Linked DNA regions of Homo sapiens: region 1 is linked to region 2. A link is an interaction called in ENCODE POLR2A ChIA-PET data of the cell type or tissue named here. Cell type or tissue: GM12878. All regions are shown on one strand. Links, peaks and the distances in the headings refer to the core of each region. The heading gives the core; the rest is flanking DNA. Region 1 overlaps LINC02768 (long intergenic non-protein coding RNA 2768). Region 2 overlaps LYST (lysosomal trafficking regulator).

Region 1 (16,398 bases), core at 3,974-11,973, 200 kb before region 2:
CTTGCCTTGGTCTCTCCTTCTGCCTTAGGTCCCTTGGTTGAATTCTGTGTTCTGAAGAGGCAAGAATTGAGGTTGCTGCAGACCTGTATGGATTCGCCACCAGTAACAAGATCTCAGAACACTGGAAAAATCGATGCACAAAAAAAAAAGGTTAGCGCTGACTGCAACACTCTAAAATAATGACCACTGTTTAGTCGTCAGTGATATTACAGTCTAATCTCATTTATAAATACATTTTTTAAATAAACAATCTCTTGAAGGATAATGTACATTCTGAAAAGTGCACAACTCTTAAGAGTACCTACAGCTCAGGGCATTTTCCCAAAGTCAACGCCAATGTAGAGAGTCACTTTTGAGGGTAAACAAGAATTTGAGGGAGAAAGAGGTTGTTAGCAATAAAGTGACATCCAGCTCATCAGGGGCTTTTCCCACTGTGATTACCAACAAGACCAGTGGTGCCAATGGACACAATTGTAGAGGAGCTTTTGGGGACATAGCATCAGATGCACTTGGTGGCATCCGATAACCACAACTTTGCTGTTCTGAATAAGGCAAATGGGCCAAGGGTCAAAAAGATAGATGGATTATAGTCCTTTGATGTCACCTGTATTAATATAGTGCCAGTCTTAGTATTTGATAGGGTGCTGAGGGAATGGGGAGGAATCTTAATAAGTATTCTAAAATTAGCTCTTAGAAACCTGGAGTTACATTTTGTTGGTTGCTTTGGTCAAGCAAAATAAAGGATAATATATAGCTTTTGTAGGTACCCTCTGGCCCCTCCTCCCAGCCTGTTTCCACCCCTCCTTCCCGCCTGTTTCCACCCCTCCTTCCCCACCTCCTCATCCCCCATGAAATAAACATTATAGTAGCACTCAACTGTTAGGACATCTCAAACTTTCCATCCAAATGCTCTTTAGGGCAAAAGAGCTGAATTGTACCCCCTTAGGGAGGGGACAGTGGAGGGGAGCTGTAGGAGGGTACCTGTGGAAGGCATGGGGACATATCAAAAGCTAGATATTCCTGTGACGTGTCGTGGTTTATCTTTTAAAAATCTGCATGAATCTTGCATTAAACTCTGTAGTAATATAAAGTTTCAAATGTCCCATTTTAACTCCTTAACCATGTGTTGTGGTGAGACCTCCAGCTTTGTTCCTTTTACTCGATTGCTTTGGCTATCCAGGGTCTTTTGCATTTCCACATGAATTTTAAGATTGTTTACTCCCACTTCTGTGAAGAACATTATGGGTATTTTGATAGGGATTGCATTGAATCTCTAGACCTCTGGGTAATATGGACATTTAAATACTATTAGTACTTCCAATCCATGAATATGGGATAGTTTTCCATGTATTTGTGTTAATTATCTGTTATGGGTTGACTTGTGTTCCCCCAAAAAGATATTTTGAAGCCCTAATCCCAGTACCTCAGAATGTCATATTTGGATTAAGGTGTTTGCAGATGTAGCTGAGTTAAGATGAGGTCATTAGGATGGACCTTAATACAATATGACCGGTGTCCTTATTAAAAAGGAGTGAAAAGCCTGCTGGGATTTTGATAGGGATTGTGTTGCATCTACAGGTCACTCTGGGGAGATTTGCCATCTTAATAACATTGAGGCTTCCAATCCATGAACATGGACTGTTTCTCCATTTATTTAAGAAGGGCTATAATTCCTAAGCAACTATTACACTCAGGCCCTTAGCCTAAATCACATATGGTGTGCCATTTACTGATGTGGCATCTGAGGCCACAGACGTTAGGAAGACTATGAAGATGACACATGGCTAGCATGCTGGGATTCGAGGCTCCATCTGTGTGACGCTGTTTCCACTTCATCCTGTTGCTTCTTCTCACTGTTAAGGTGGCTGACAGCGCCCCAGCTATCTCTAGTTTAGGGCACTTCACTGGCATAACTGGTTGTCTTAAAAAAGAGAAGAGAGATTGATTGCAAACAAAAGAGAGATTGGATTCTCTATAGTGACCTGGAAATATGTTCAAGATACAGACGTAAGTGAGTAAGGAAGTCACAGAACTGTGTATATTTTATGGCCTATTTTTATACAAACAAAGACTTATGTGTATTTGCACTTAGGGAAGGCCTGGAAGACGATCCAAGAAATTCTTAACAGTGACTCTCTCCAGGGAGGATAACAGTGATCATGGTCAGATTAATGAGGACTTTGACTTTTCATCTTACATTATTGTCTATAGTCATTAGGATATTTTACTATAAGCAGCTGGACGTGGTGGCTCATGCCTGTAATCCCAGCACTTTGGGAGGTTGAGGTGGGAGGATCATTTGAGCCCAGGAATTTGAGAATAGCCTGGGCAACATAGTGAGACCCTGTCTCTACAAAAAATCTAAAAATTAGCAAGGCGTGGTGGCTTACACCTGTAGTCCTAGCTACTAAGGAGGCTGAGGTAAGAGGATGGTTTAATCAGAGGCTGAGGTGGGAGAATGACTTGAGCCCAGGAGTTTGAGTCTGCAGCAAGCTATGATTGTGCCACTGCACTGGGTGCAAAAAAAAAATTAGAAAAAAAAAATATATATATATGACTATAAACATGCATTTCCCCCTTACGCAGGAGTATCCAATCTTTTGGCTTCCCTCGGCCACATCAGAAGAAGAATTGTCTTGGGCCACATATAAAATACACTAACGCTAACGATACTGATGTATTGCAAAACAATCTTATAATATTTTAAGAAAGTTTACGAATTTGCACTGGGCCACATCCAAAGTCATCCTGGGTCACATGTGGCCTGCAGGCTATGGGTTAGACAAGCTTGCATTGAAAGAATCGAGTTGGGTGGTAATGGGGTAAGATTTTCCCATATTGCCAATTGTAGAACCTCGAAAATGGGAAGTTGTCTGGTTCCGCTTCACAACCGTAGTGACTGTGGAGTAACAGCCTTCTGAGAATGCACCTTGCAGGAATGAGAGCAGAGGAGGAAGTTGCACACAAGCACATGCACATATGCACCTGAGGGAACACACCTGTATCTGTCATTCCCCAGGGCTGAGTGGAGCTGCTGCCCGAAGACTAGGCTGCCAGCTGTTCCTCTGGGGTGCGTAGGCCACTTACCCCATCTCCAGAGCCACTCACCCATGGCTGCTGCGGGCCTTGCAGCAGTTCCTGTTTGGGGATGAAGGTAGCCTGTGAAAGTGACAAAGAGGAAGCTGTGGCTGCAACAGTGAGAGCATGGTGTGGGGGGGCCCCCTGCCCTTTGCCCTCTAGTAATGGGATTCTCCTGGGCACCTGTGCAAATGGCTCAGCAGGAGACGGAACGCTCCCTAGTGGAGACCATGGAGTAGGTGAGATCTTCATACTGATTCTCCTTCTCCCTTCTCCTGTTATTGCCCCTTACCCAACAACCTTCCCCGTCCCCTCCACACCCCACCCTTCCCTCCACTGGGGTGCTTGTTTTTGAGTTGGAGTCTCGCTCTGTTACCCAGGCTGGAGTGCAGTGGCATGATCATAGCTTACTGCAGCCTTGAATTCCTGGGCTCAAACAATCCTCCAACCTCATTCCCTTGAGTCACTGGGACTACAGACACAGGCCACTATGCCTCTGTTTTTTTTTTTTTTTTCTTCTAACTTTTGTAGAGACAGGGTCTCCCTATGTTGCCCACACTGGAGATTGGGGCATTTTCACACTGCATTGAAATGACCACCTCCCAAACTGGCCTGTGAGTGTTTTGAAGGTAGGGACTCTTCTCACTGATCTTTGCTTTCCTGATACCTAGAATCATACTGGGTACATAGCAGGCACCTCATAAATATTGGTTGGATGAATAGAAGGATGGAGCTAAAGCAATGAAAGCTGACATATTTCCACCCAAAACAAATGTTCCTCCATTCCAAACTCTCTCCCATTGCCTAGATGTGGCCTCACATCTCAGTCTGCTTTCCAGTGAGTATATTCCTCTGCACACACACAAGCACACCGTGGGAGACACCGGTGTTGTCCTCACTGGTCCTCCTAAACATCCAAATGCATAGCAGCCTGTGAGAACAAGACAAGCCACAGGCCAGGAGAAAATATTTGCAAAACACATGTCTGATGACTGATGTCCAAAATATGCCAAGAACTCTTATACTCAACCATAAGAAAAGAGATGGCCTAATTAGAAAATGAGCAAAAGATCTGAACAGATACTTCACCAAAAAAGATATACAGATGGCAAGTAAGCATAGGTAAAGAGGCTTAACATCAAATGTCATTCAGAAATTATGAATTAAGTCAACAGTGAGATACAACTGCACACTTATTAGAACAGCTCAAATTCAAAACACTGAGAATGTCAAACATACTGAGAAACCAAGAACCCTGAGAACATGCTGGTGAGGATGGGAGCCACAGAAACTCTCATTCATTGCTGATGGGAATGCAACGTGGTGCAGCCACTTCGGAGCACAGTGTGATCATTTCTTGCAAAGCTAAATACAGTCTTGCCATAAGATCCAGCAATCATGCTCCTTGGTATTTACTCAAATGAGTTAAAAACTTACAACTACACAAAAAACTGCACACAGATGTTTATAGCAGCTTTATTCATAATTACCAAAACCTGGAGACAATCAAGATGTCTTTAAGCAGGCGAATGGATAAACAAACTATGGAACACCCAGACAACGGCATGTTATTCAGGGCTAAGACGAAATGAGCTATTGAGCTCTGAGAAGACATGGAAGAAACTTACATGCATATTACTAAGTGAAAGAAGCCAATCTGAAAGGCTACATATTATGTAATTCCACTCTATGACACTGGAAAAGGCAAAACAATAGAGACAGTTAAAAAAAAATCTGTGGTTTTGGGGTAAGGTGGGGTGGGGAAGGGATGACTAGTGGAGCAGAGGGGATTTCTCGGGCAGTGAAACTATCCTGTGTGATACTACAATGATGGCTACATGCCATGATACATTTGTCTAAACCCATAGACTGTGTAACACCAAGGGGAAGCCCTAATGTAAACTTTGGACATTAGTTAGTAATAATGTATCAATATGGGCTCATTGATTTGAAAATGTATACCACACAAATGCAAGATAATAATAGAGGCTAAGGAGTGTATGGAGAACTCTCTCTACTTCCTGCTTGATTTTTTCTGTCAGCACAAAATAGTTCAAAAAATAAAGTCTAGGCTGGGTGCAGTGGCTCATGCCTGTAATCCTAGCACTTTGGGAGGCCAAGGCGGGCAGATCACCTGAGGTCAGGAGTTCAAGACCAGCCTGGCCAACATGGTGAAACCCCACCTCTACTAAAATACAAAAATTAGCCAGGCATGATGGCAGGTGCCTGTAATCCCAGCTACTTGGAAGGCTGAGGCAGGAGAATCGCTTGAACCCAGGAGACAGCAGTTGCAGGAAGCCGAGATCATGCCACTGCACTCCAGTCTGGGTGGCTGAGCAAGACTCCGTCTCAAAATAAATAGGTTGGGCGCAGTGGCTCACGCCGGTAATCCCAGCACTTTGGGAGGCCGAGGCGGGCAGTTCACGAGGTCAGGAGATCCAGACCATCCTGGCTAACACAGTGAAAACCCATCTCTACTAAACATACAAAAAATTACCCGGGCGTGGAGGCGGGCACCTGTAGTCCCAGCTACTCGGGAGGCTGAGGCAGAAGAATGGCGTGAACCCAGGAGGCGGAGCTTGCAATGAGCCGAGATCGCACCATGGCACTCCAGCCTGGGTGACAGAGCAAGACTCTGTCTCAATAAATACATACATACATACATACATACATACATACATACATACATACATACAGTCTGTTACAGAGAGAGAGTGGGCAGCCCCTGCCACCTTATTATTTGGCCTATAAACACATCAGGATATTCGCAATAACACGTTGCTGCTGGGATCATTAGCATCAAATATTTGCACATCAAGGGTCTTCTGTGTGCCCTGGGACACCCAGGGGCGAGAGCAGAGAGGTGCAGCAGGTCAGTCTGGTGGGACCTTCATTTCCAACCCACTCTCTTCAGTCTGGTCAGCTCAGGGTCTGCTCCTGGCCCTGTCGTTGCCCCTGACAAGGAGGCTATAGGAACACCATGGACTTTCCAGTCCCATTGTAAAGCACTTGAATCTCTTAGCAAATCAGGTGGCTGTTTACAGCAGCTCCTGCTTCCCCCTGAATACGTCTCCTTCACCTTCTCTGGGGCTTTCCAGCCCTGCTCTTGGTGAGGAAGCTCTGGGAAGAGAGAACCAGTCTGTGCTCTGCTCCACCCAGAGGCCTTGAATTGACTTTTTAAACTATGCACGTATAACTTATAACTGTCCTTTTTTTTTTTTTTTTGAGATGGAGTTTCACTCTTGTCACCCAGGCTGGAGTGCAATGGCGCTATCTCAGCTCACTGCAACCTCCACCTCCCACGTTCAAGTGATTCTCCTGCCTCAGCCTCTCAAGTAGCTGGGATTATGGGATTGTGCCACCACGCCCGGCTAATTTTGTATTTTTTAGTAGAAACGGGGTTTCTCCGTGTTGGTCAGGCTGGTCTCGAACTCCTGACCTCAGCTAATCCACCTGTCTTGGCCTCCCAAAATGCTGGGATTATAGGCGTGAGCCACCGCACTCGGCCAACTGTCCTTAGATGTTTAAAACACAGTGAAATGAAACACAAAATCAAAGGTTTTGTTTTGGGGCTGGAGACAAAAGAGCTGGAATTATTGAAGATGCAGGATGGAGCTGGTCCCCAGGGTCCCCGGACCATGCAGAGGACTGCACCAGCCATATTAGTTCACTCAGGCTGCCATAACAAAGTACCACCGACTGGGCAGCTGAAACAACAGAAATGTATTCTCCCACAACCCTGAGGCTGGAAGTCTAAAATCAAGGTGTCTGCAGGGTTGGCTCCTCCTGAGGGTATGATGGGGAATCTGTTCCAGGCCTCTCTCCTTGGCGTGTCTCTGACTGTCTTTATCTTCATATGGTATTCTCCCTGTATGCTGTTTGCCTCCAAATTTCCCCCACTTTTAAAATAGGGTACCAGTCATATTGGATTAAGGTCCACCCTTAAGACCTCATTTCAACTTGATTATCTCTACAAAGACCATATCTCCAAAGAAGGTCACATTCTGAGGTCCTGGGTGTTGGGACTTCAATACGGGAATTTGGGGTGGGGAAGCAACATAATTCAACCCCTAACACCCAAGCATCCAACGACTGCAGGGAGAAGCTCTTACAGGGAAGGAAACACCAAGTCGCCAGTGTCCTGGGAGATGCAAAGAGCACAGAGCCTCTCTGGTTACCTCAAGAAAAGGATTATGGGAGCTCCAGGAAAATTAGGATAGCAGAGCTCAGGGCCACGGGCTCAGAAGGCTCCTGGCTTTCCGCAATGAGCAGGGTTCACTCTGCCTCCTGCCACTCAGCTCTCCTTCCCTCTCCTTCTGCACAGCCCGGCTCCCCACTGGTTTCTGCCCCAAGTCTTACCTCCTTGGATCAGCCATCCTTCCCCCTGGCCCGATGCACAATGGCTGGGGTTGGGAGGGAAGCAGGAGGAGAGTTACGGAACAAAGCGTGGCTGCTCCAGACAAGGGGCCACAGCAGGCAACACGCAGCAGCTGGACAATCGGCCAGTGTGGCCAGCGTCCCCGACAGACGGCAGGGGCAGCTCTGGGGAGGCTGGTAATGGCTATTGTAAATCAGTTGCTTTGAAGTGATTGACTACATTGTACATCAGTGGGAATTGTGGATTTAATTGGCTAACACCTGCCATGCAAAAGCCATCTTAGAAGCAGCCACTTTTCCTTGTAAGTGTGGCTGTGGGTCTCTGAGAAGACACCCCATCCTGCATCAGACCTTCACACTCCTGCCAAGAGCCAGTCTGGGGACCCAGGGGTGGTGGCAGTGTTGGCCACTGTTTCCAGGGCTTCTTTAAAAGGAAAACAGGCTGGGAGTGGTGACACACACTTGTAATCTCAGCACATTGGGAGGCTGAGGCAGGCAGATCGCTTGAGGCCAGGAGTTTAAGACTAGCCTGGGCAACATGGCAAAACCCCATCTCTACCAAAAAAAAAAAAAATACAAAAATTAGCCAGGCATAGTGGCGCACACCTGTAGTCCCAGCTATTCAGGGGGATGAGGCAGGAGGATTGCCTGAGCCCAGGAGGTCAAGGCTGCAGTGAGCTATGATTGTGCCACTGCACTCCAGCCTGGGTGACAGAGTGGGACACTGTCTCAAAATAAAAAAAGGGAAAGCAGATGGGCCACAGGTCTAGGTGTATCCACCCAGCTGGGTGGGAGTCCACAGCGCTGCTGGCAGGTTCCTGAATCACATCTACATTATCACTGAACAGAGCTAAATAAACGAAATGACACCGAGGGCCTGAAAGAAAGCCTGGCTGAGGCCGGGCACAGTGGCTCAAGGCTAGGCATGGTGGCTCAAGGCCGGGCACGGTGGCTCACGCCTGTAATCCCAGCACTTTGGGAGGCTGAGGCAGGTGGATCACCTGAGGTCAGGAGTTCGAAACCAGTCTGGACAACATGGAGGAACCCTGTCTCTACTGAAAATACAAAAATTAGCTGGGCGTGGTGGCACGCACTTGTAATCCGCTACTCGGGAGACTGAGGCAGGAGAATCGATTGAACCCAGGAGGCAGAGGTTACAGTGAGCTGTGATCGCACCATTTGCATTCCAGCCTGGGTGACAAAAGCAAAACTGTCAAAAAAAAAAAAAAAAAAAAAAGCCTGATCGATCTTTGGGATTTAAGAGCCTTGTTCTGGTGACTGGGCACAGAGGGAACAGCGTGGCTCCTGTCTGTTCATGAAGGAGTTTATTTTGCTTGGCAGACATGATGGCCCTGGGTATCAACAGGTGGGTGTGCTCACTTGTAAATGAGACTTCCTGCCCAGGGGTAAGCCAACTTATGTTATTTTAGGATAATTCTATTTAATTAATATAAATATTTAATACCTCACCTCTTCCCAAAATGAATTGGAGATAGCAACCCATATCTTAAAGGAACTTGATGTTCTGTATGATAAGGAGTTCTGTGTTCTGGAATACTTCATCAAAAGACTGAAACATTTTCACATTAGGTTCCTTTGACCCTGGCCTGAAAGGGAAAGTGGTAAATGAAAGGAAACAGGCGTAAGCAAAACAAACTTGGAGAGAGGACTTGGAGAGCCTGAAGAGTTGGGGAGGGAAGGTCTGCCTTGGGCATCTCTCCCCAGTGGACTGTGTGACTCCAGGGGAAGAGTAGATCATGGAACTCCCCCTGTACAGACCAGAAGCTGGACATCAAGGTTGAAGACCATTGTTAACAATGTTTTTTACCTGTTTTTTGTGATCATCCTAGCTACGAGCTTAGTGGTTTAGGACTCCGAGTCCTAAGCTCTTCCTGCCATTGCTATGCCCCAGTGATACCACTGCAGAATAATACCTCTGTTTGAAAAAGTAAGAAGTTGTCGGTCATGCATTTCATTTTTATAGAACTCTTTCACACAAGCAAAGAAGAAACTGATGTCCTCCCCCAGGGCCAATGTATCATCAGCTCACTTGTTAACAAGTCCTTTAAAAATGTAAAAAGACTACCTTCTTAGTGAGTTGGCAATTTTAGCAAGGGCTTAACTAGTGATTAGACTCCCTTTGCCATACTGTTTTATTCATTTGCTACTCAAAGATTCACCCAGGGCTTATAGAGGACTGATACAACTTTCCAGCTATTAAATTCCCCATAAGTTGTATTGTTAACTTTACAAGAATACAAGAATGAAACCCACATGTCCTCGCTGTGCAGAGCCAGCAGAATCTGACTCCATAGGGTTTACAGGCGACACTTAGTGGAGAGCCGCATTCCCTACTTGGCAAACACAGCATCAGTGGGAAGGTTCACAAGGTCAGGGAGGAAGATCAATCATCTCTCGCTGTAAAGTTCTCTATGGACCAGGTGCTGGTGGCTCACACTTGTAATCCCAGCACTTTGGGAGACCAAGGCGGGGGGATCGCTTAAGGCCGGGAATTGAGACAAGCCTGGGCAACATAGATCCCATCTCTACAAAAAAAAATTGTTTTTTAATTAGCCAAGTGTGGTGGCACGCGCTTGTAGTCCCAGCTACTTGGGAGGCTAAAGCAGGAGGATCACTGGAGCCCAGGACTTCGAGGCTGCAGTGACCTATGGGTCCACCACTGCACTCCAGCCTGGTTAACAGAGCAAGACACTGTCTCTAAAAAAAGAAAATTCTTGGCCGGGCACAGTGGCTCATGCCTGTAATCCCAGCACTTTGGGAGGCTGAGGAGGGTGGATCATGAGGTCAGGAGTTCGAGACCAGCCTGAACAACATGGTGAAATCCCGTCTCTACTAAAAATACAAAAATTAGCCAGGCGTGGTGGCGCATGCCTGTAATCCCAGCTACTCGGGAGGCTGAGGCAGGAGAATCGCTTGAACCTGGGAGGCAGAGGTTGCAGTGAGCTGAGGTCGAGCCATTGCACTCCAGCCTGGGCAACAGAGTGAGACTCTGTCTCAAAAAAAAAAAAGAAAGAAGAAAGAAAATTCCCTATTGAGCAACTTCTCTGTTCCAGACACTGTGTCAGGTATCATGGAGGATGCAGAGACTGTGCAACTTGGTCCCTGACTACTTTAGGACAAGGAGGAAAGCACGAGGACTTAAACGAAAACACGAGGCAGAGGAGCATGCTAACCATACGGCTCTGCCAACACTAAGAAAAATCCATCACTTCTCCAAGGTTGAATTCCAGTGAGGCAGTTTGTCCAGCAACTGTACATTGCCATCTTTTGTTTGTTTGTTTGTTTGAGAAAGAGTCTCACTCTGTCACCAAGGCTGGAGTGCAGTGGTGCGATCATAGCTCACTGCAGTTCTCAACCTCCCAGGCTCAGGTGATCCCTCTCACCTCAGCCTCCCAGGTAGCTGGGACTACAGGCATGCGTCACCATCCCCAGCTAATTTTTTGTATATTTAGTAGAGACAGTGTTTCACCATGTTGCCCAGGCTGGTCTCAAACTCCTGGGCTCAAGCAATCCTCCCACCTCGGCCTCCCTAAGTGCTGGGATTGCAGATGTGAACCACCATGCTTGGCCTACGTTGTCATTTATAATGCACATTCCAGCCCTGGCTCTTCACCCCTTCTCTATAAACAGCAAACCACAGCCCTGTTGGAAGTTCTCACGGGAAAGCAGCTAGCGGAGTGTGGGGCCTCAATTGTGTGCCCTTTAAAGAACCTCCACTTATTAACCTCAAACATGAAGTTATTATTGAAAAGGAGAAGACAGACTGCCTGCCTTAACCAAGGGTTGTGTTTGCAGGGTTCCTTTCTGGGAGCTGCAATCAATAACCAAGACCTGGTTCTAGAGGGCAGTAGTGACACACCCATTCCAAATTGCAGACAGTCCAAAATTACCAGACCCAGGGCTCAGCCCTTTCAGAAGGACACAGTGGGCAGCATAGAAATAGAAGATGAGTCGAGCCCACTCTGCCGATTGCAGGTCACGAAATTACCAGATGATGCACTGAAACAGGGCATCAAAACCAGGCGAACAGGGGGAGCTTGGAGTAGGAGACTCACTCTTCACCTGGTCATAGAAGGCGGGGAGTCCCTAGCCTGGTCATGGGGTAATGAAAGCTTGTGCAAGGAACACTGTGTGAAATATTATGCAAAACTCTTCCGCCAAACGAAATGCTGCAAAGGACTTCTCTCCAGACGGAAAATGGAACTAAACCTAGTATCGCTTAGGGTGGAAGTCCAATTCACAAAAACTCCCTTGGTGCTCTTCTGGACACTACAAAATTAGCCCCGCCCACAGGTCCACCCTACAACTGGGTCTGAGTCCAGACTCACAGGCAAGTTCAAGCATGTGGGGCCATCTTTGCCCCACTCAGTGCCCTTTCTGTATACTCAGTGCAAACAAGAGTTTTCGTAAGCAGACCGCCTCCAGAGTTTGAAAACCATTCATCGTCAGATCTTAGGCCAGACTTCCAATTTAGGGCACTTTGCCCTCAGCCTCCGTGTGGTTTCTTTTTTTTTACAGGCCTCAACTGTGAGAAGATCCGTTCTCACCACCCCTCAGTCCCTCTGCGCTTTGCTCTTGTCCTACCAGCACCCTTCCCCTGCCAAAGATGCCCCTCCCCACTTCCTTACTCTCCCCCAGCCTCTGTGCCGGCCCCAGAACATGAGTACATGTGTGAGTGAGCACATGCGTGTGTGCCTGAGTGCACATGCATATGTGTGTGTGTATGTATGTGTGTGTGTGTGTGTGTGTGTGTAGGTATGTGTGTGTGTGTGTGTATGTATGTGTGTGTGAAGCTGCCCCTGAGGTAGAATCTGGTAGATGGGGCAAGAATTCATTTATTCAACTCAATTGATTAGGCACTTACTATGTGGGGAGATACAACAGTAAAAAGACAAAAATCTGGCCGGGTGCAGTGGCTCACACCTGTAATCCCAGCACTCTGGGAGGCCAAGGTGGGTGGATCATGAGGTCCGGAGTTTGAGACCAGCCTGGCCAACATGGTGAAACCCCATCTCTACTAAAAATAAAAAATTAGCCGGGCTTGGTGGCGTACTCCTGTAATCCCAGCTACTCAGGAGGCTCAGGCAGGCAGGAGAATCGCTTGAACCCGGGAGGCGGAGGTTGCAGTGAGTCGAGATCATGCTACTGCACTCCAGCTGGGGTGATAGACAGAGACTCTGTCTCAAAAAAAAAAAAAAAAAAAAAGACAAAAGGCCCTGCCCTCCTAGTGGGTGATGGCCCCTAGGAGCTGTGCGTTGCTAAGCAGGCCAGGGAGACAACTCTAGGATACCAGCAAGGGCCGCCTCCACAAAACCAGAGAGAGGCCAGCTTGTATGCCTCTGGGCGGTGCTGTCACCCCACTCCCATCCCATCCCAGTGAGGTGCTCTCCTTCCCCTCGGCGCTCCTCTGTGGAAGCATTCTTTCTCCCATAGGTATTTGCAGTCTGTGAGGACCAAAGCCTGTGGCAATCTCAACATCACCTGTAGAAAGTTTTTCTTTTAGGGGGAGGTTGTAGCGGGAGGTTGTGGGGGGACAGAGTACATTTTCCAGGCCGTCACAGATCCTGAACTTAGGACTGGCCTCTTTCCTTCAGTAGCCACGTTGGCTCTGTGTCCAGGAGAACAGTCACTGTAGATCCACGGAATGGCTGTCGTGTGTCTCTGTTCACTACCGTGGAACGCAGGGGGTCCCAGGAAGGTGAGAAAGCCAGGGCTGGGTGTTGGGCTGAGCATGGGGGAAGGAAGAGAGCTGGAAATTACTGTCGATCAGGTAGGGCAGTGAAGGAGGCTGGCAAAGTTGGTTAAGGTAGGAGGATGCAGGTACTCAAAGGTCACAGAATCACCGGAAAATGATATTCATTGAGTTCACTTGTCACTGTGTTTGCTCATGGGAGGTAGTAGAGAGAGCACACTGAGATGGCTTCCCATTCAAATCCTCCTCCTGTTCATCTCCAGCTGCGTGTCTCCTGATGAATTATTTAACCTCTCCGGGCCTCCTTTTGCTCATTTGGAAAATACTTTTAATTGATACTTATTTTAGAAGGAGGTTGTAGAGATAATGAATAGGAAGGGCAGGGCACATTGAACAAGTTTCATAAATAATATGCACCATAATCATGGCACTTAATTCTTATAGCAAGTCTTAAAGGTTTATCTCCTAGGAGGAATTTTAGAGATCTTCCAGTTCAGCGGTTTTCGAACTTTGGCCTGCATCAGAACCTCCTAGATAGCACGTGTGTTAAAACACAGATTTCTGGGATCCACTCCCAGAGGCACTGGTTCAGTAGGTCTGGGTTGGGACCAGAGAATGTGCATTTCTAACTAGTTCCAGGGCGATGCTGAGGTCGCTGGTCTGGGGACCACACTTTGAGAACCACTGTGCTAGCCTAAATTCCTCATTTTGCAGAGGACGGTCCTGAGGTTCAATCCTGTTAGCTCCTTCCCCATGGTCAATAGAGTCAGCCTCCCAGATCCAGGTCCAGGCCAAGGTCAGGAGATCCAAGCTGGGAGACAGGAAAACAAAGTACAGCATTCAGGAAATGTGAGGATGCAAAAAGCCACACTCCAGGCAATGAGCCCCAGGGACGGACCCAAGGTTCCAGCGAGAGGAATGATCTTAGCAGACAGCAAACCATTGCTGTGCTCCGGAAGAGAACTGGCCTCAGTGAGGTCCTGAGCCACAACAGTCCACGTGTCTGGCCTCAGGGAGCATGTGTGTGTCAGGGATGGGGGGATAAGGATTGTGTGGGTGACACAGGAGGGTGAGAACCGAGTGTAAGTGCATCTGTGTGTGTGAGTGCTTCTGTGTGTCAGTGTTTTTGGGTGAGGGTGTGTATTAGTACGTGTGTGAATATGTGAGCTTGTGTGAGTGTGTATGTCAGTCTGCTTGGGTATCATCACGATGCGTCACACACAGCGTGGCTTAAACCACAGGAATTTATTAGTTTACAGTCTGGAGGCTGGAAGGCCAAGATCATGGTATTGAAATGGTAAGGATGGTAAGTTATATATGTATATTTTATCTCAACTAAAAAGACGAATAATTTTTTTAAAAGATCATGGTGTTGGCAGGGTTGGTTTTTCCTGAGGCCTCTCTCCTGGGCTTGCAGATGGCTGTCTTTTCCGTGTCCTCACAAGGCCTTCTCTTTGTGCGTGTTCATGTCCTGATCTCCTCTTTGCATAAGGACACTGGTTAGACTGGATTAGGACTCACCCTCAAGATCTCATTTTGATATAATTACCTCTTTAAGAATCTATTTCCAAATAAGGTTGCATTCTGAAGGACTAGGGATTAGGGACTCAGCATATAAATTTGGGAAGGGGATGAGATTCAGCCCATAACAGCACATGTATACATGTGCACATGTGCATGTGTGTGTACGTGTGTACGTGTATGTGCATGTGTGTGATGGGCCCGGGAGCATGAAGAAGGTGCTTTACAGAAGGCCTGGTAATGTTGGGGAATACCTTGGTGACATCTTTCCCAGCAAGAGTTCTGGCAGATAAGAAATCTGACTTTCTTCTAGCCTCATCCTGGGTTTGTGAGTTTATGAAGAAGCTGAAGAGCTCCATCACTTCCCAGCTAAACATAGCTCTTCAGATCTCAGGGTTTAAGATGATTTCCTCCTAAGTCAACGCAGCATTTTGCCTCCATTCAAGCAACCCCTTGCTCCAAGCATCGTGATGTGACAGTGCAGCGTTCACCGGCCCACCCCAGCTGATCTGCCCTATGGCACAAGAATAACAATTGGAAAAACTTGGCTTCCCTCCGAGAGCAATGCCAGCTTTGCCCAGGCCAGCCATCTCTGGCATAACTCTGTTCATTTGAGCTTTCCTCATGTGTGATCATCCTTGTATGACCCCGAGGCCAGAATCCCCACTTATTAAAGCTAGGAAAGACATTTTTGAGGCTCTAGTTAGTTTGTTCTTTCATAGTGAAAGAACCATTTGTGGGCTCAAAGGGGGATGTGGCAATAGGTTATTTCGGGCTTTCGAAAGGCCTGTTTTCCATCTGGAATGGATGTATTACCTAATAGGCCATCCTTTATAGGAACTGAACAAAGACTCGCTGACACAATCTCAACGGTTGGCCGTTCTTGGGACAGCTAGACAATTATTTTGCTTCTGGGTACAACAAGCACAAAAGAAGGGGCCAAGGTACACGCAGACCTTAGTTTGAGTTGGAGAAGGCCTGAGGGATAAACCATCAGGAAAGCTCATGAGTTTTCAGAAGCTTCTGGGGCCATCAGGTTGATACCAGCGTGGATGCACCAGGCTGAGGGCTGATGAACCACAGGGCGGTAAATACAGGGCCCAGCCCAGGGCCTAGGGACAGTTCCCGCCCACTAAATGTTTGTTGATCAAATGACTGATTGGAGGAATGAAAAATATTATTTAAAGGAAGGCAAGTGTGTGAGCCAGGCGGGAAAGAGAGGGCTGGACGTGATGGAGAGAGGTTATAACCAGCTTCCTCTAGAAGGCTCATTGCAGCAACCACATGGCCTTTGAGAAAAGCTTTTCATCAGGAGACGCCTCAGTCTGCCTAAAGTTATGTGTTAAGTGTCCATTGTATGCAAAACAGTGGGAGGCAAATAAAAGAAGTCCTTTAGAAAATTTCCATTTCCTGCTTATATTTCATACAGAAAAACATAATTAAAGCTATAGACATAAGGAAAAAGACTGGAAGAAAAATGGAAAAATAATAGTAATTGTACCGGGGTCGTGGGATGATGGCTAAATTTATTTTCTCTTCCTGAGTTTCTATAATGCTCTTTCTTGGCTTTAACATCAAAATAGGGATTCAAAGAATCATGATTGTCTGCAGTTGTGATCGCTGCAGTCAACTCAGGACAGGGGTGCCTTTCCTGGAACCCATAGCTCAATTCAGAGGGTGGGGGGTTTGGTAACAGTGGAGCAAAGACC
Region 2 (16,398 bases), core at 2,791-10,790:
AAGTATCTCAGTTTCCTTGTCCCCTTAGCCTATTGGTATTCTTGAACTGAAAAATGCTAACCTCGCCTCAGTCTAACCATTGTCATACTGCTGAAAGTTGTAGCAGAGCTTTAAAGGCTGCCCTGTAATTTTTAGGTATGTTCAGAATCAATACCCTCTTCTATTTCCATAGTAAGTGTATTCAAGTCTTTAAGCCTACAGTACTTTTCTATCTTCCTAATTGACTCTTAACAGAGTCTCATCGCTACTTTATAGAAGAAAAGAATAGGTGCAGGTTTTCTAGTTGCAAACTGACCATACATCTTTTCCTTTCCTGACTACTGTCCTTTTCCATACTGGGACATTGCTCTTATTGTCAGTCCAACCTAGTCTTGTCTTTAGCTTCAATCCTAATTATTAAATACTGCAGGTGAGATGGTAATAGAGATAGATAGAACTAGATATATAGGTATTAGTCTCTAGTTTTGTTTTCCTGCCAAAGTGTTTCAGTTATTCTCTAGCACTTTTTATGCTCTTTTATAATAATATTTTAAGGCTATGTTTTTATTAGTTTTCCTTTTCTTTTTAAAAAAAATTTTTTTTAAATAAATGAGATAGGGTTTTGCCTTTTTGCCCAGGCTGGTCTTGAACTCTTGGGCTCAAGTGAGCCACCCACCTCTGCCTCCCAAAGTGCTGAGATTACAGGCTCAAGCCACTGCACCTGGCCTTTTTGAATTAGTTTTATTTGGAATTTTACAGGACATATTTGTTTTTTAAATCATCTGTCATGTTGAAACATTTTCAAATACAATCATACCCCCATTTTTTCCAGATCTTTTGAAGAGAATCTTTTGGCAACTTTAGCCCTCTAGCCCAAATCCAGAAATAACTAGAAAAAGATTCTGAGCTATGGAGCTATTTTATTGCCACAGAGTCTATGCTCTAAAGCAGTTCATTTAATGCCTGTTTACTCTGTGTTCATGGTCTCAAATTTTAACCTGCAAAAGAATCACCTGGAGAGCTGTTGACACTGATTCCTGGGCCCCTCTCTCATACATTCTGTATCAGTAGATCTAGGGTGGAGCCTGAGAATGTGAAGTCCCAACAATCCCACAGGTGGTATTGATGCCCATGCTACCAGTCCACAGACCACACCTTGAATGGCATGCACTTGTATCCCATGCACTACAATGAAAATAATTTTTCTGGTGTCTTCCTGCATAGAATATTAGAAGCAGTAAATTAGAGAGCTGTGACAAGAAAAGAAACTATTCTCACTAATAACAGCAAGAAGTGACTGCAAAAATGGAGGAGAGAGAGAACTGTCTAGGGCTGTTTAGGCTAGTAACAACAAGTACTACCATTTTTTGAGCACCTGTTATATGTTGAGCTCTATGCTAGGTGCATCACAAATATAATCTCAATCTTTAAAGCCACCCTGCAAAGTAGATATTCTGAACCCTCATTTTACATTTGTAGAAACTGTAGTACAATTAAGTGATTTACCTTGGACCACTTCACTATCATTTGAATCCAATTATATCTAGTTGCAAAGCCCACACTCTTTCCACTACATCCTGGTAACTGCTAGCCTGAGGTAAATTGAGTTTCACTTAATTCACTTAAATTCAGCACAGTAGAACCATTAATCCTAATGACTTTGAATCATTCAGTCAATACTGTATTTTGTTAAGAAGACAGGAAAAAACATATGTTTTGGGAAGATATTAATAAAAAGTGGTTAAAATAAAAATAGTTTTGGCATTTAAGAATTTTAAGCATTAAGCCAGGTGTGGGGTGCATGCCTATAGTCCCAGCTGCTTGGAGTCTGAGGTGGGAGGCTGTCTTGAGTCCAGGAGTTAGAGGCTGCAGTAAGCTGTGATTGTGTCACTGCACTTCAGTAGGTAAGAGAGCAAGACCCTGTCTCTTAAGAAAAAGTAAAGGAATTTTAAGCATTAGTTACTTGTAAAATTAACCTATATGGATTTTAACAGTGCTAGATAAATGGGCTTTTGCTGTGGTTGTGATTTATAATGCAAAAGAGAGGTGGTTCCACTTAATAGATTTTTAAGTAGTATTTTTGTATCTACTCTTACCAGGAGAGAATTCCTCTAATATTATTCCACAACAGATGGCCGCCCATATGCTGCGTTCTAGAAGCCTACCAGCATTCCCTACTTCTTCACTACTAACGCAATCACAAAAACTGACTGGAAGTTTGGGTTGTAGTATCGACAGGTTACAAAATATTGCAGATACTTATGTTGCCACCCAATCAAAGAAACAAAATTCTTTGGGGAGTTCCGACACACTGAAAAAAGGCAAAGAGGACGCATTCATCAGTAGCTGTGAGTCTGCAAAAACTGTTTGTGAAATGGAAGCTGTCCTCTCAGCCCAGGTCTCTGTCAGTGATGTCCCAAAGGGAGTGCTGGGATTTCCAGTGGTCAAAGCAGATCATAAACAGTTGGGAGCAGAACCCAGGTCAGAAGATGACAGTCCTGGGGATGAGTCCTGCCCACGCCGACCTGATTACCTAAAGGGATTGGCCTCCTTCCAGCGAAGCCACAGCACTATTGCAAGCCTTGGGCTAGCTTTTCCTTCACAGAACGGATCTGCAGCTGTTGGCCGTTGGCCAAGTCTTGTTGATAGAAACACTGATGATTGGGAAAACTTTGCCTATTCTCTTGGTTATGAGCCAAATTACAACCGAACTGCAAGTGCTCACAGGTACTTATGTGTTTTTGTACACTCCTCCCACCTTTATTTTACTATTCTTTAAAGACTCTCTACCCCTCTGGAAACGTCTTCATTATGCCACTTATAATACAACAAACAGAAAAGTTTATTTCTTTATATACATAATAATAACAAACAGAAAGATATATTTTTCCTTATTTTAAGACTAGATAATATTGAATTCCATATTTAACCAAAATCTAAACCATAAGTAGCACTTAAAAAATATATATTGTGGTTTAATTCCTTATAGTTATTAAGGAAAATTCTTCAGGACAGAGAAACGATAGGATTTATCTAGAGCTTTGACTCATGAGAATGATTCTGTCCACTTGGTGCTCATGTGAAGGTGGGAGTGATTTCTAGACTGGGCCTGTCCTGAGTAACATCTTACTTGATCAGAGACAAGTGACGGCTCCAGAAGGGAAGAGGAACAGGTGTCATAGGGTGGCTGCTCCATTCCACTCAGGTAATTATAATGCAGGTCTTAGTGCTGAACATTGGCAGTTCTTCTCTGGATGAAGTCAGAAGAAAGCTAAAATGGCCTCAGAAAGCAATACCAGTGTTTCCCAGGACAGGCTGTCACCAGACTGCACAGAGTCCTCCATGTTATGACAGACATTGCCTAGGCGTTGTATTTCTTCAGCCATTTTCCTTCTGCTACCCCAGTTTGTTCTCTCTCCAGAAACTTAAGGTTCCTCTGTCACCTGGACACAGATGACCTTGCTTTGGTGATGAGATATCCCCCTTATATTTTCCTCTACTTCTGCTATCGCAGACCCATAACTTTATATGGAGCTGAAATGCAGCAGTGCTAGAGAGCATTCCTTTTATGAAAAAAATCTCCTTTCACCAGGAGCTTCCAGAAGTTTCACCTGGGCTAAACCCAGCAGCATTTGTTAGGATATTTAGATGGAGGTTTTATTTTCACACTTGGTTCTTGAGAGGATATTCTGTAATGCTAGATTCTTCCCCTGTACCAATATTTGCCTCTCTTCTCTGTGAGTGAACTGGGTTTTTCTGACATGCCTAGACTCCTAATAAAGCTGTTTCTTCCTTGGTGAAAAAAAAAAAAAAAACATTTCCAATAGCATCTCAAGTAGCAATGTCCAGTGAAACTTTCTGCAATGATGGACATGTTTTATTCATGCTGTCTAATACAGTCAGCACTAGCCACATATGCCTACTGAGCACTTGAAATGTGGCTGATGCAACTGAGGAACTGAATTTTTAGTTTAAATAAATAGCATAAGTGACAGTGACTACTGTATTAGACATCAGAGATGTACAATTGAATAGTGTTAGTAGACTATATGCCCAAAAAAATCAATGATAAAAAGTGATGGTAAATTTGTTAATCACAGTTAAATTAGGAAACATTTCTTAAGCATTATGAACATTTGTTTCACCTGTTAAAAAATGCTACTACTTGTCACAGTTCCTAAGGTAATCATCAAGTACTTTTCTTGTCATGTTAGTAAGACTTTTTTGGTCTCTGTTTTAGTGTAACTGAAGACTGTTTGGTACCTATATGCTGTGGATTATATGAACTCCTAAGTGGGGTTCTTCTTATCCTGCCTGATGTTTTGCTTGAAGATGTGATGGACAAGCTTATTCAAGCAGATACACTTTTGGTCCTCGTTAACCACCCATCACCAGCTATACAACAAGGTGTTATTAAAGTAAGGGCAAATACTAGATATGTTATTTTAATTCAGAAAAATAAATATATATGTAATTTAAAATTTTGAGTATATACATTAAAGTAGACCTAAATCTCTCTTTTATATTTTAGAATAATGAACTAATATAGTTTGTTACTTAATACTCATATATTTTTAAACTTTTTTTATTTTGATAGCTTTAGGGATACAGGGGTTTTTGGTTACATGGTCATATTTTTGCATCATCCAGCTTTAAGTCCCCCTCCATATGTTGGTTCATATCAATATGTCTTTTAAATCTACCAATAAATCCCCATATCTGAACACTTAGTAAATCTCTTTTGTAAAAATTACAAGGAATACGTGGTTCATTGGAAATCTCTTCTTCAGTGTACTATCAAATTTTAGACATTTACTTCAGCTCTCAGCTTAGATGACACCTTTTCAAAAAGACCTTCCCTGATGATCTTATCAAAATAACTTCCCTCTAATCTTACTTATTATTTATTCTATCATAGCATCCTATTTATGTCTTGTAATTATCTTATTAATCTGTGTACTTGTTTTTTAAATTTCTCACAAATATAAGCTCCATGAGGGTGGGCATCTTGTGTAATAGGTACTAAGTATATTATTGAATGAGTAAATGCTTGATATGAATAGTTTCCATTAGAAAACAACCCAATATTAAAATAATCTTGTAAAGATTCTCATTTTTCTTTAGTTTGCTTGGATGTAGGTATTGTTTAATCACTTGCAATACAACCTAGTATTGAGCTCGCATTTCATGTGTAAGTCCCTGAGCTAGTTGCAATATAGTATATAAAGGGAAATAATATAAGCCCCTACATTCAAGAATTTCACAGTCTAGAAGGGAGAGTCTCATACTTAACTAAGTAAAACGTAAGAAATTCTGTGATGAGTACTGCAGTGGCAGTATTAATAGAGAATTGAGCATAGGGGAAACGGAAGGATTCATGGAAAAAGTATATTTTGTGTTATGCTGTAAACTTAGAAAGCTTTTTTAGTAGGGGAATAAATAGATGTGTGTCTGGGGGAAAGGAGTCTATCACTACTGTGAGAGTCATTGAAGGGGAGAAAGAGGTGGAAGGATTAATTTGGTATTACACGTGTTGCATTTAAGATGCTAGAGAAGGGTGGAAATTCAGGCCTGTGCTCAGGATAAATAATCTGTCAAGAAGCCTAGAAGTAGAGGTCTAGGATAGATATAGATACAGATATAGATATAGATATAGATATAGATATAGATATAGATATAGATATAGATATAGATATAGATTTGCAGAGAGAGCATAGTTTACGGATTTTTTCCCTCTCAGCATTAGGTACAAATATTCTATTTATACTCAACTAAGGCTGCCAGTCTACCAGGTGTCCATGCTCAGCTAAAAATGCCAGTTTCCCCATGAGAGAAACATTAAGATCTCCAAGATGGAGTCATCATTAGCATTCCACAGTAGCCAAAGACAAATTCATTTCTGCTTTGCTGTGGTGGTGGCATTTTTTTAAGCTTTCTGTGTTCTTCTGTACATATGAACTTAATTTACAAATACAGTTGTGTTACACTGATTTGTATATATTATATTTAATTTTAATGCATTATCTAAATTGACTTAAATTTTTTGTTTAGCTATTAGATGCATATTTTGCTAGAGCATCTAAGGAACAAAAAGATAAATTTCTGAAGAATCGTGGATTTTCCTTGCTAGCCAACCAGTTGTATCTTCATCGAGGAACTCAAGAATTGTTAGAATGCTTCATCGAAATGTTCTTTGGTCGACATATTGGCCTTGATGAAGAGTAAGTGTGTTCTTCCCTCCACTATAATTGGGAATCTTTTGTCTTTTTTCTTTTCTTTTCTTTTCTTTTCTTTTCTTTTCTTTTCTTTTGAGACGGAGTCTCGCCCTGTTGCCCAGGCTGGAGTGCAATGGTGCAATCTCGGCTCACTGCAACTTCCGCCTCCCAGGTTCAAGCGATTCTCCTGCCTCAACCTCCTGAGTAGCTGGGATTACAGGCACGTACCACCATGCCCGGCTAGTTTTTTGTATCTTTAGTAGAGATGGGGTTTCACCATGTTGGCCAGGCTGGTCTCAAACTCCTGACCTCGTGATCTGCCTGCCTTGGCCTCCCAAAGTGCAGGGATTACAGGTGTGAGCCACTATGCCTGGCTTTTTTTTTTTTTTTTTTTTTTTTTTTTGAGACAATGTCTCACTCTGTCACCCAGGCTGGAGTGCAGAGAGACACAGTCATGCCTCAGCTCATTGCAGCCTTGAACTCCTAGATTCAAGGGATCCTCCTGCCTCAGCCTCTTGAGTAGCTAAGATTACAGGCACGCACCACCACACTTGGCTAATTTTTTTTACTTTTAGTGGAGATGGGTCTTGCAGTGTTTCCCAGGCTGGTCTCAAACTCCTGACCTCAAGCCATCCTCCTGCCTTGGCCTCCCAAAGTGTTGGGATTATAGGTGTGGGCCACCACACCCGGCAAGGTCTTTTGTCTTAAATGTAAAATTTAGTGAACTCACTCTTAACGAAATCTTTTGGTCACCTTTAGAAAAAATCTGCTAAAAGTAATTTTCCAGGTAAATCAATGTATTATTTGCCATATGATGTTCTTTCTAATATAACTTCATCCTTTATAGTTCATTCACTAGTTAGAAACTAGAAACAAATAAAAGCTGCATCAGATGAAAGTGATAGCTAAGATTTGGCAGATAGTATTAACATGAGAAGATTAACTGAAAAGACAGGTGAGGCTGGGCGTGGTGGCTCAAGCCTGTACTCCCAACACTTTGGGAGGCAGAGGCAGGTGGATCACCTGAGGTCAGGAGTTCAAGCCTGACCAACATGATGAAACTGTCTGTACTAAAAATACAAAATTTGCTGGGCGTGGTGGCACATTCATGTAATCCCATCTGCTTGAGAGGCTGAGGCAGGAGAACCGCTTGAACCCAGAAGGCAGAGGTTACAGTGAGCCAGGATTGCACAATTGCACTTCAGCCTGGGCAACAAGAGTGAAACTCCATCTCAAAAAAAAAAAAAAAAAAAAGAAAAGAAAAGAAAAAAAGATAGCTCATGTATTCTCAGTGACAGATTACATAAAGGATCCATATAGGAACGCCTTACTCTCCTCAGAGCCTTCAGGTCATCTGGGAGAGGAGTAAATCCCTCACCTAGAATTCCTGGATACACTGATTGCTGAGTTTTGACCCTGGTAGAATGCTGATGGATTAGCAAATAAGTGTAAAAATAAAAGAATATTTTTCTCCCAAACCAAAAGTTTGGCAGAAATTAAGCTGTAATTTCTGTTTATGATAGAATAGAGAGAAACGTGTGTCTCCTTATTGTGATAGACAAATTCAGACCTTAAAGAATTTACTAAATTGTTATGGTAGTTTCAATGCTACTTTTCATTTACATACAACTTTTGGCTTTCACGAAACAATTGTGCATTACTTTATTTGATTCTCACAATAGCCTTGAGAAGAAAAGAGGACATATATCACCACATATTTTTGACAGATAAGGAAAATGAGGCACAAAATACTTAGCTAATTTCATTCCATCCCAGAGGCAAGTTGTATTGGGATAAGAACTCGAGAATCATTCCCTTTTGCTAGACCTCTTTTTACTAGCTCACTGTCTCTCAAATACTATGTAAAATAATAATAATAATTTTCCTGTGCACTTGAAGCCCCCAAACATAGTTTCTTTGGACATAAAGGGCTCATGGATGAATTAAAATAAATCAGTTAAAACCAAGAAATTGTATGCATATTTCACTTGAATGTTTGTGTATTTATCTTGGGATGGACTTCTAGCAACAGCTTTTACCCTATTATTGGAGGGACTCTGTCATTTTAAAAACAGGTTAAGAATCCTTACTCCCCCAACTTGTTTTTATGACTTCAAAATCAAGTTAGCAAGATGACCCATAGTTGCTATCATATTTTCTTATTTTGTGATTGTTTCTAATGTGCTCTTAACTGTATTATTTATTATAGATTTGATCTGGAAGATGTGAGAAACATGGGATTGTTTCAGAAGTGGTCTGTCATTCCTATTCTGGGACTAATAGAGACCTCTCTATATGACAACATACTCTTGCATAATGCTCTTTTACTTCTTCTCCAAATTTTAAATTCTTGTTCTAAGGTAGCAGATATGTTGCTGGATAATGGTCTACTCTATGTGTTATGTAATACAGTAGCAGCCCTGAATGGATTAGAAAAGAAGTAAGTTTAAAATTATTATTTAAAATTACATCTGATAAATACTTTAGAACAGGAAAACTTTAGTATTAGTTTACTTTACTACATGAGTTTACCTATGTAAGAAGCCTTTCTGTGTACCTCTGAACCTAAAATAAAAGTAAAAAAATAATAATAACAGAAAGAAAGAAAAAAAAAGCAAGAAATTGTATTTACTGAATGTCCCTGTATGCTACTTTATTAACTGGCCCAAGTTAGTTTCTAACCCTTTCTTGATTTGGAAAACCCAGATGGAGAGAAGCATTGTAGGCCTAATATCGTACATTGAGGTAGATTATCAAGATTAAGATTGAAGACCAGAAGTAACTAATTCATATTTATTGGATATTTATAAATAATATAAATGCAAATCTATTACCTCTTTTAGTCCTAAAAATAACCCTAATTTATACAAGTGAGATTCAGAGAGGTTAATTAATTTAGTCAAATTCACCTTCTCTGAAAAGTCTTCGCAGAATGTTCCTGTTCATACCCACACAATCTTCATCCTTAGTGTGGACTAGAAACTGCCTATGTGTTCTTATAGTATCGTGTATTAATCTCTAGTGTTACACTTACAACCATTTACTATTTATAGTAATCTGTTTACTTGTCCAGTTCTCTGTAAAACTATGTATTTCTGACAGGTGTCAAAGTGTATCTTATTTCTATTTCTAGCATACATACTACATATTACTTGCCATAGAATAAGCATGAATAAATACTGAATGACTGCATGAATGAGTGCAAGCTGGTCGAACAGGAATTTAAACCATTTAAATCAGTTAGCTGTGTCTTAAATTATTTGTTCTTTTTCTTATAAATGTTCTGTTTTCTTCTTTTGTTGTTATCTTTAGCATTCCCATGAGTGAATATAAATTGCTTGCTTGTGATATACAGCAACTTTTCATAGCAGTTACAATTCATGCTTGCAGTTCCTCAGGCTCACAATATTTTAGGGTTATTGAAGACCTTATTGTAATGCTTGGATATCTTCAAAATAGCAAAAACAAGAGGACACAAAGTAAGATTTAATTTTTATGAATTTGGGGAGGGAGTTGTATAACAGACAAACCTGTTATTTGAGCACAATCTCTTTCTTCTTAGAAACTCTTTTACTAAAAGTTTAACATTAATTTTGTAATAGTATCTATCAGTTTTTAAAAAGAAGCCTAAAAAGGCTTGAAAAAGTGGCAAAAATAGAAAAAGTGATTCCCCCATGTAGTTAGTAGTTGGCAATACATAAGTGAAAGATGTCACTGATTTTTCTTACCAAGTAGAATTTAAAAGTGTATGTTGCATAGTAATACCCTTTAGTTTTCTTTAATGGTAATTATTAAAGTGAATATGAAACAAAAAATATGATAATTGCCGGTTAAACTTTTGCCTTATATAGAAAAAAAGCCTGTTCTTTGAAACAATTTTTAAAATGAAATAAATTTATGAGCTAATATTTTTCCATTGAAGGTTTTTTAGTGACCATTTGTAAATTTGCTTTAAAATTGCTTTTAACAAGAATTTAAAAATGTCTACTACCATCATCCCCATGCTGATCAAAATTTAAAAATTTATATCAAAACATTATTGTCATGATACATAAAATCAGTTCAATTAAAAAATTAGTAACCACATAGCTTGAAAACATTCTAGTATCTTCTGTTTTTAGATATGGCTGTTGCACTACAGCTTAGAGTTCTCCAGGCTGCTATGGAATTTATAAGGACCACCGCAAATCATGACTCTGAAAACCTCACAGATTCACTCCAGTCACCTTCTGCTCCCCATCATGCAGTAGTTCAAAAGCGGAAAAGCATTGCTGGCGAGTATTGAAATCATATTTTAATAACCATAAATTGAGGCTAGCTTGACTTTCCTATGTTCTTATGCCATTCACACTTTTAAAATATTTCTTGTTTTACATAAAATTTAAGAAAGATTTTTTCCTGAAGGAAACTATTCTGCTCCTTACTTTTAGTGCTTTTCTCATTCAGTTATTTCTTGAGCACCTGCCTACCATGTGCTGAGCATTGTGCTAAATATTGGAGATACAATGATGAAAAAAACAGACACAGATTCTGCCCCTGCAGAGATTGTAAAATAGTAGGGAAATGTAGAGGGTAGGAATAGAGATTATAACAGGGCAATCTACATCAGGAGTTAGGGAAGTCTCTGAGAAAGGTGTCCAGCAATCATGTTGTGGCATGCAGGAAGCTGAGCATTAATGCTAGAACTGATAAAGAATCTGTTTCTACTCAGGACAAAAGAGATGTACAACTGGGAGGGCAGCTAAAGAAGAAACAGTGCATTCAGATATTAAATAAGGAAGAATGTCATCAAATAATAAACATTAATATTGTTAGTCTTCCTTATTTTTTCTACAAAATCTGCTATCATCTTTACCCAGAAAGATAACATGAACACCACATACACAGGATATACACACATACATATATATACATAGTGGATAAATATGCATGTACACATGCACACACACACACCATCTCCAGAGTATTTGGTAAATTGTTTGAAATTTAATCACTCTTACTGTCTTAAATTCACTTAAGTTCAAATCTTTCTTTCACCCGTGTTAAGCTACTTCTGTGTTCAATGCTATGCAAAAATTTTAAACCATGTGAAAAACTCACTTGTAAAGAAAAGCTACCAAGTACCCATTGTTTTGCAGTAGTATGTTTAAATTATGCTAAATCAAACTTATATAAATAAAACTTCTAAAACATCTATGTAACTAAACTTACTGCCCTCTACATTCTTCCTTATTTAATATCTGAATGCACTGTCTCTTCTTGAGCTGCCCTCCCAGTTGTACATCTCTTTTGTCCTGAGTAGAAACAGATTCTTTATCAGTTCTAGCATTAGTGCTCAGCTTCCTGCATGCCAAAACATGATTGCTGGACACCTTTCCTTTGCAGGACTCCTTATGTAGTCAGTGACTGCTTAGATGGAATTTGCCCTCTCTTGATATCAGAAAGTATACCTTTACTACCCCTGCTGTTTCTTTTGTATTGATACTTCTCATTCTCACATCTGTTCCTCCTCTGCTTCCATCTCTAGATCTCTGGTTTTAGTTAATTATCACCTTGTGCCTGGGCTAACACAATAGTCCTCTTGCTATTTCCCATTTGGTCAATGATTTCTCTAGCAGTCTTTAGTCTCTCTCTTTAGATACTAGCATTTTGTCACCTTGAGCCTTAGAGCCCTACGTAACTTCAAGTTTATTATTTTTTTTTAGTTTGAGTCATTTTAAAACAGATAATGAACTTTTAGTCTTTTCACTAGATGGCTGTCCTTTTTTCTGACTTCTGTAGCTGCTTATTATACTTGGACTTGTCTTTTTCACTCTAAGTAAATGTGATTGCTGCAAGCTATAGGAGACTTACAGAATCCTACAAGTTTTTAGCTTAATAAAAGACCTTAAAAGTCATCCAGTCCAGCTTCCTCATCTTAAGACCCACTGCATCCTAGAACTGGGGACTGCTGGCACATGCACCCCTATACTCACCCCTTTGTGTCCTGCACCACATCTACTCATCCCAGGTCTATGGTATCTCTTAGGACCCATCTCTCTCTCTCTCTGAAGTCTCTCTCAAGAATCCTTCCTGTTTTAAGTACTACCCTTATTGAAATTCTGTCTTTGTGAATCTAGTTTGCAAAATACCACTTTATATGTGTTCGGTTGTTGCTTTCTAATTGTTTCTAAGTTGTTTTTTTACACATATACTTGGAGAAGATTGTGCTTTTTATTTCTCCACTATTACTTAAAAGTATCTTCAAAAGTATATTGGCTTTGTATGCTACAGGTACAAAAACTGCAGAATACTGAAGCTCTTCTGTTTCTGAGCAGTGTGGTTACAAAAACTAATTCAAGTCCATTTGTCCATGATACTAAAGGGACATAGAGGGATTTCTATTTCTGTCATGTCTATCAATTAGGTAATGAATTGTTCCTTCAAAGACTCAAGCCGTTCTCTTTACTGATAAATGTTTAGGTGTGGTAGGGGGGATTCCTAAATAGATTCATTTAGCATTTGTTGAAAACTACTGAGATGAGTGACACCTCCAGCCCCACTGCCACTACCCTTCACCTTCAGCAGGAGTTGTGGGGACTGCCAGCAGCTGCAGCTTGCATTATGGCCACACACCAGACTCTGATAATAGACAAATTTACTCAAGCCCTGAACCCCAGGATATCCATGACTTGGAACCAAAGTTTCTTCAGCAGTACCGTCATTACATCTAGACCTTAAGTTCTTGCATTGCTAGAGGAGTTAGATACCATTTTATTGTCAGATTAATCTTACAACCTCATTCAGGTTTACCATTCTTCTGCTCAGCAGTTCCAAGTTGCCTGCTGCCCAGTGAACAAAGCTCTGACTCCTTAACCTCTATATCTGTTTTTGGTCTGGATATCTATATCTATACATATCTTTATATGTAATTTTACCTAAATGGTATCATGCTCTACCTACTGTTTATAAATTGATTTCTATTTCTGGTCATTATAGATATTTTTCCATATTAAGAAACATAAATATTCTTTTATTTTTAATGATTACAAAATAATCTATTATTTTGATGTGGATAATCTTCTGTAACTTTTATAGATAAACAAAGGTTTTTTTGCTTGGTTTTTGCTATTATAAATAAGGTAGCAATATATACTTTTAAATGTATTTTTTTACTTGTCTGCTTATTAGTATGAAAAACTTTACACATCACCCTTAATGCATGAAGGTAGAAGTAGTCAGCATTAGGATATTATTTAGAATGCTAGACATATATTTAAATTGCCATGCACTCGCACATACACACAGTTAAATTAGTAATTCACATACAAATGAACTTTATATTTCAGCCAATAATAATACTAACCATTAAAAGTATTTTATTATTTGTGAGAATGAGACAGGCATTATGTTTTATATTCATTATTTTATTTTATCAACAAAACAACTCTTTCTTTATCCGTTTATTCAGCCCTCAAACATCAAATATTTCTTGAGTACCAACCATGTACCAGTTGCTATTTTATCAGTCTTCATGGAACTTGTACTGGGGAAAATGATCAATAAGCATATAAACAAATATATTTAATATAATGTTAGATAGTGATAAATATCTACCGGTGAAGTAAGCTCTGTTTTCTTTCTAATCCACATCTTATGCATGAGAAAACTGAGGTTTAGAAAGAAATGTGCTTAAGGCCACACTAGCTCTGTGTGGCTTCATAGCAGGAGTGCTGAAATACCCTCCCACGTTTTCTAGTATTAATACCTAGTACTAAAGAAGACTTACTTAACATTTCCTTATTCAGTGTATTATCATACCGCTGAATTACAATCATCAGCTGCACGTACAGCATGAAAGCTGTCAGATGTAGACATTAGGAAGAATCTGCTTAAACTAAGTATATTGTTTGACAGTAAAACTCTTGAATATATACAGGATATGAATTTTTGTATTTTCTTTTTTTTTTGCCTCAAAAGTGACTATCAAAATACATTAACTGATTAAGAATACTAATTACCCAAAATACTGAGCAATCTAAAATAGCATTAAAATATTTAAATATCTTACAGGATAAGTCTTTAAAACCTGTTATAATTTAGTCATATGTAAGTAATTTTTGTAGAGGTTATTTATAGAAATTGATATATGTTTTCATAATTTAAAACAAAGGTTCAATTCCAATGAAGGGTTCCATTATTCCTCATCTACCAAGACATCATTTTGGTTCCTATGGTCAACTTCCGATGCCCTTCTCCTTCGGTCCATTAAATCAAGACTCATCCCCCCAGTTTTCTCCTGGATGCACTACCTGTGTTGTACCTCCTGGAGCAGGTGCAGTAATGGTGCAGGAATGCCACTCCTCTCTGTTCAGTCTGAGGAAACCTTTCTCAGGAAATGCTTTTGTAGCATTGAATTCCAAATGATGCATATGTTTTAAATCATTTTAATAACAAATCACTGGAATTATATTCACCTTCCTGATCTCTTCACTTTCATTGACTGATTTCTACTTTGTCACTATACACAGTTTTTAAAACTACTTTATGAAATTCAACAACAGTAATTACCCAGAAATAGTAGTATTCTTACTAAAAAATTATGTGCATTAAAACTTGATTTTGGAATACAAAGAAGTGAAACAGTATTTGAAACTATTTTATCAAAATGTTCTGAACTATTTGAGCCCATTTAATACTTTTTAACTCGAACTTTGCCAAATGACATCTGTTTTACTAAGCTGTGTCACTAGCTTCAACATTGTTATTTAGGACTTTGAAACCAAAAGTACTGTTGCACTTCTTCAAAGAGGGAGAAGCATCATTTTCTCTTAATCACTCTTTCCTTTCTATAAATTGACTTTGTAGTAAATAAGGTTGTTTTCATGGTCTGGTAATCAAAAAATTTCAGCAAAAATAGTTTCCTTGATCCTTATTAACACTGGGATTTGATGTTTTAATTTATATACTTTTAAAGGTCCTCGAAAATTTCCCCTTGCTCAAACTGAATCGCTTCTGATGAAAATGCGTTCAGTGGCAAATGATGAGCTTCATGTGATGATGCAACGGAGAATGAGCCAAGAGAACCCTAGCCAAGCAACTGAAACGGAACTTGCGCAGAGACTACAGAGGCTCACTGTTTTAGCAGTCAACAGGATTATTTATCAAGGTAAGACTATAGGATTAGTTTGTTTTTCCTCAGATTTTAAAATGAAAGAGAAGTAATCTAAGAGGAAACTGGTTGGTTTTCAGATGTTTAAGCAGCATTATTTTTCAGTTCTTAACATCCATAGTATTAAGAGTTTCTTATTTGGAACTGATAAGTCTTGAATAAAAGTCCACTTTGAATGTGTTCGATGCTAGCCCAGACTGACCAGTTTAAAACCATATGGCACTTCCAGTATGATCTTTTGAGATCGTTGTAGATTCACATGCAGTTAAGGAATAATACAGAGAGAGACCCTGTGTACCCTTTACCCAGTTTCCCCCATGAATCTTGCAGAACTGTAGTATAATATCATCACCAGGTGAGTAACATCGATACAGTCAGCAGCATTTCCAGCACCACAAGGATCTCTCATATTGCCCTTCTCTTAGCCACACCCACTTTCCTCTCACCCCCAGCCACTCAGCCCTGTAACTGCTAATCTGTCCTCCATTTGTATATTTTTGTTTCATCAAGAATGTTATATAAATGGAAGCGTACAGTATGTAGCCTTTTGGAATTAGTTTTTTCACTCAGTGTAATACTCTGGAGAGTCATTCTGGTTGTTGCATATATCAATAGTTCCTTTTTTTCTTGCTGAGTGATATTTGTGGTATGGATGTATGAATCTGGGTTGTTTCCAGTTTTTGGCTATTACAAATAAAGCTTCTGTAAGCATTTATGTGCAGGTTTTGTAAGAATATAAGTCTTTATTTTTCTGGGGTAAGTGCCCAGGAGTGCAGTTACTGGGTCATACGGTAATTACATGTGTAGTTTTTTAAGAAACTGCCAAACTTTTCCAGAGTGGCTGTAGTTTTACATTTCCATCAACAGTGTATGAGTGGTCCAAGTTTTTTTACATCCTTACCTAGTGTTTGTTGTTGTCACTATTTTTTATTTTAGCCATTCTGACAGATGTGTAGTGATATCTCATTGTGGTTTTAATTTGCATTTCCATATTGGCTAATGAATATATATGTACAAACTTAAAATGTAATACTTAGAGCACCCACTAAAAAA

The links. ChIA-PET counts read pairs that join two places held together with the same protein. Peaks named below come from ENCODE experiments on the same cell type or tissue, not always from the same donor. Only the 100,000 strongest peaks of a DNase experiment are listed, where the experiment ranks them.
Region 1: POLR2A ChIA-PET joins it to region 2 with 6 read pairs; 4 of 35 experiments call an interaction of 5 or more read pairs at or near these places.

What each region holds. Positions count from the first base shown.
Region 1 is chr1:235,941,634-235,958,031 of GRCh38, reverse strand. LINC02768 (long intergenic non-protein coding RNA 2768) reads left to right here. Exons shown (of 3, transcript NR_183724.1): 2 at 29-150. LOC105373215 (a long non-coding RNA gene) reads right to left here. Exons shown (of 5, transcript XR_002958490.2): 3 at 8,926-9,062; 4 at 3,000-3,159; 5 at 1-121. Among named protein-coding and RNA genes, the nearest start is that of LINC02768, 23 kb to the left of the region's middle. RefSeq lists a silencer at 11,325-11,394. In GM12878, for the core only: a CTCF peak has its summit at 11,316; DNase peaks (open chromatin) are centred at 4,358, 4,861 and 11,541; H3K27ac peaks cover 1,772 bases.
Region 2 is chr1:235,745,280-235,761,677 of GRCh38, reverse strand. It overlaps LYST (lysosomal trafficking regulator), which reads left to right. Exons shown (of 53, transcript NM_000081.4): 23 at 2,079-2,706; 24 at 4,220-4,397; 25 at 6,031-6,200; 26 at 8,404-8,634; 27 at 9,507-9,673; 28 at 10,316-10,468; 29 at 15,151-15,342. Among named protein-coding and RNA genes, the nearest start is that of MIR1537, 100 kb to the left of the region's middle. RefSeq lists a silencer at 11,503-11,703. In GM12878, for the core only: no CTCF peak of the experiment used is centred there; no DNase peak of the experiment used is centred there.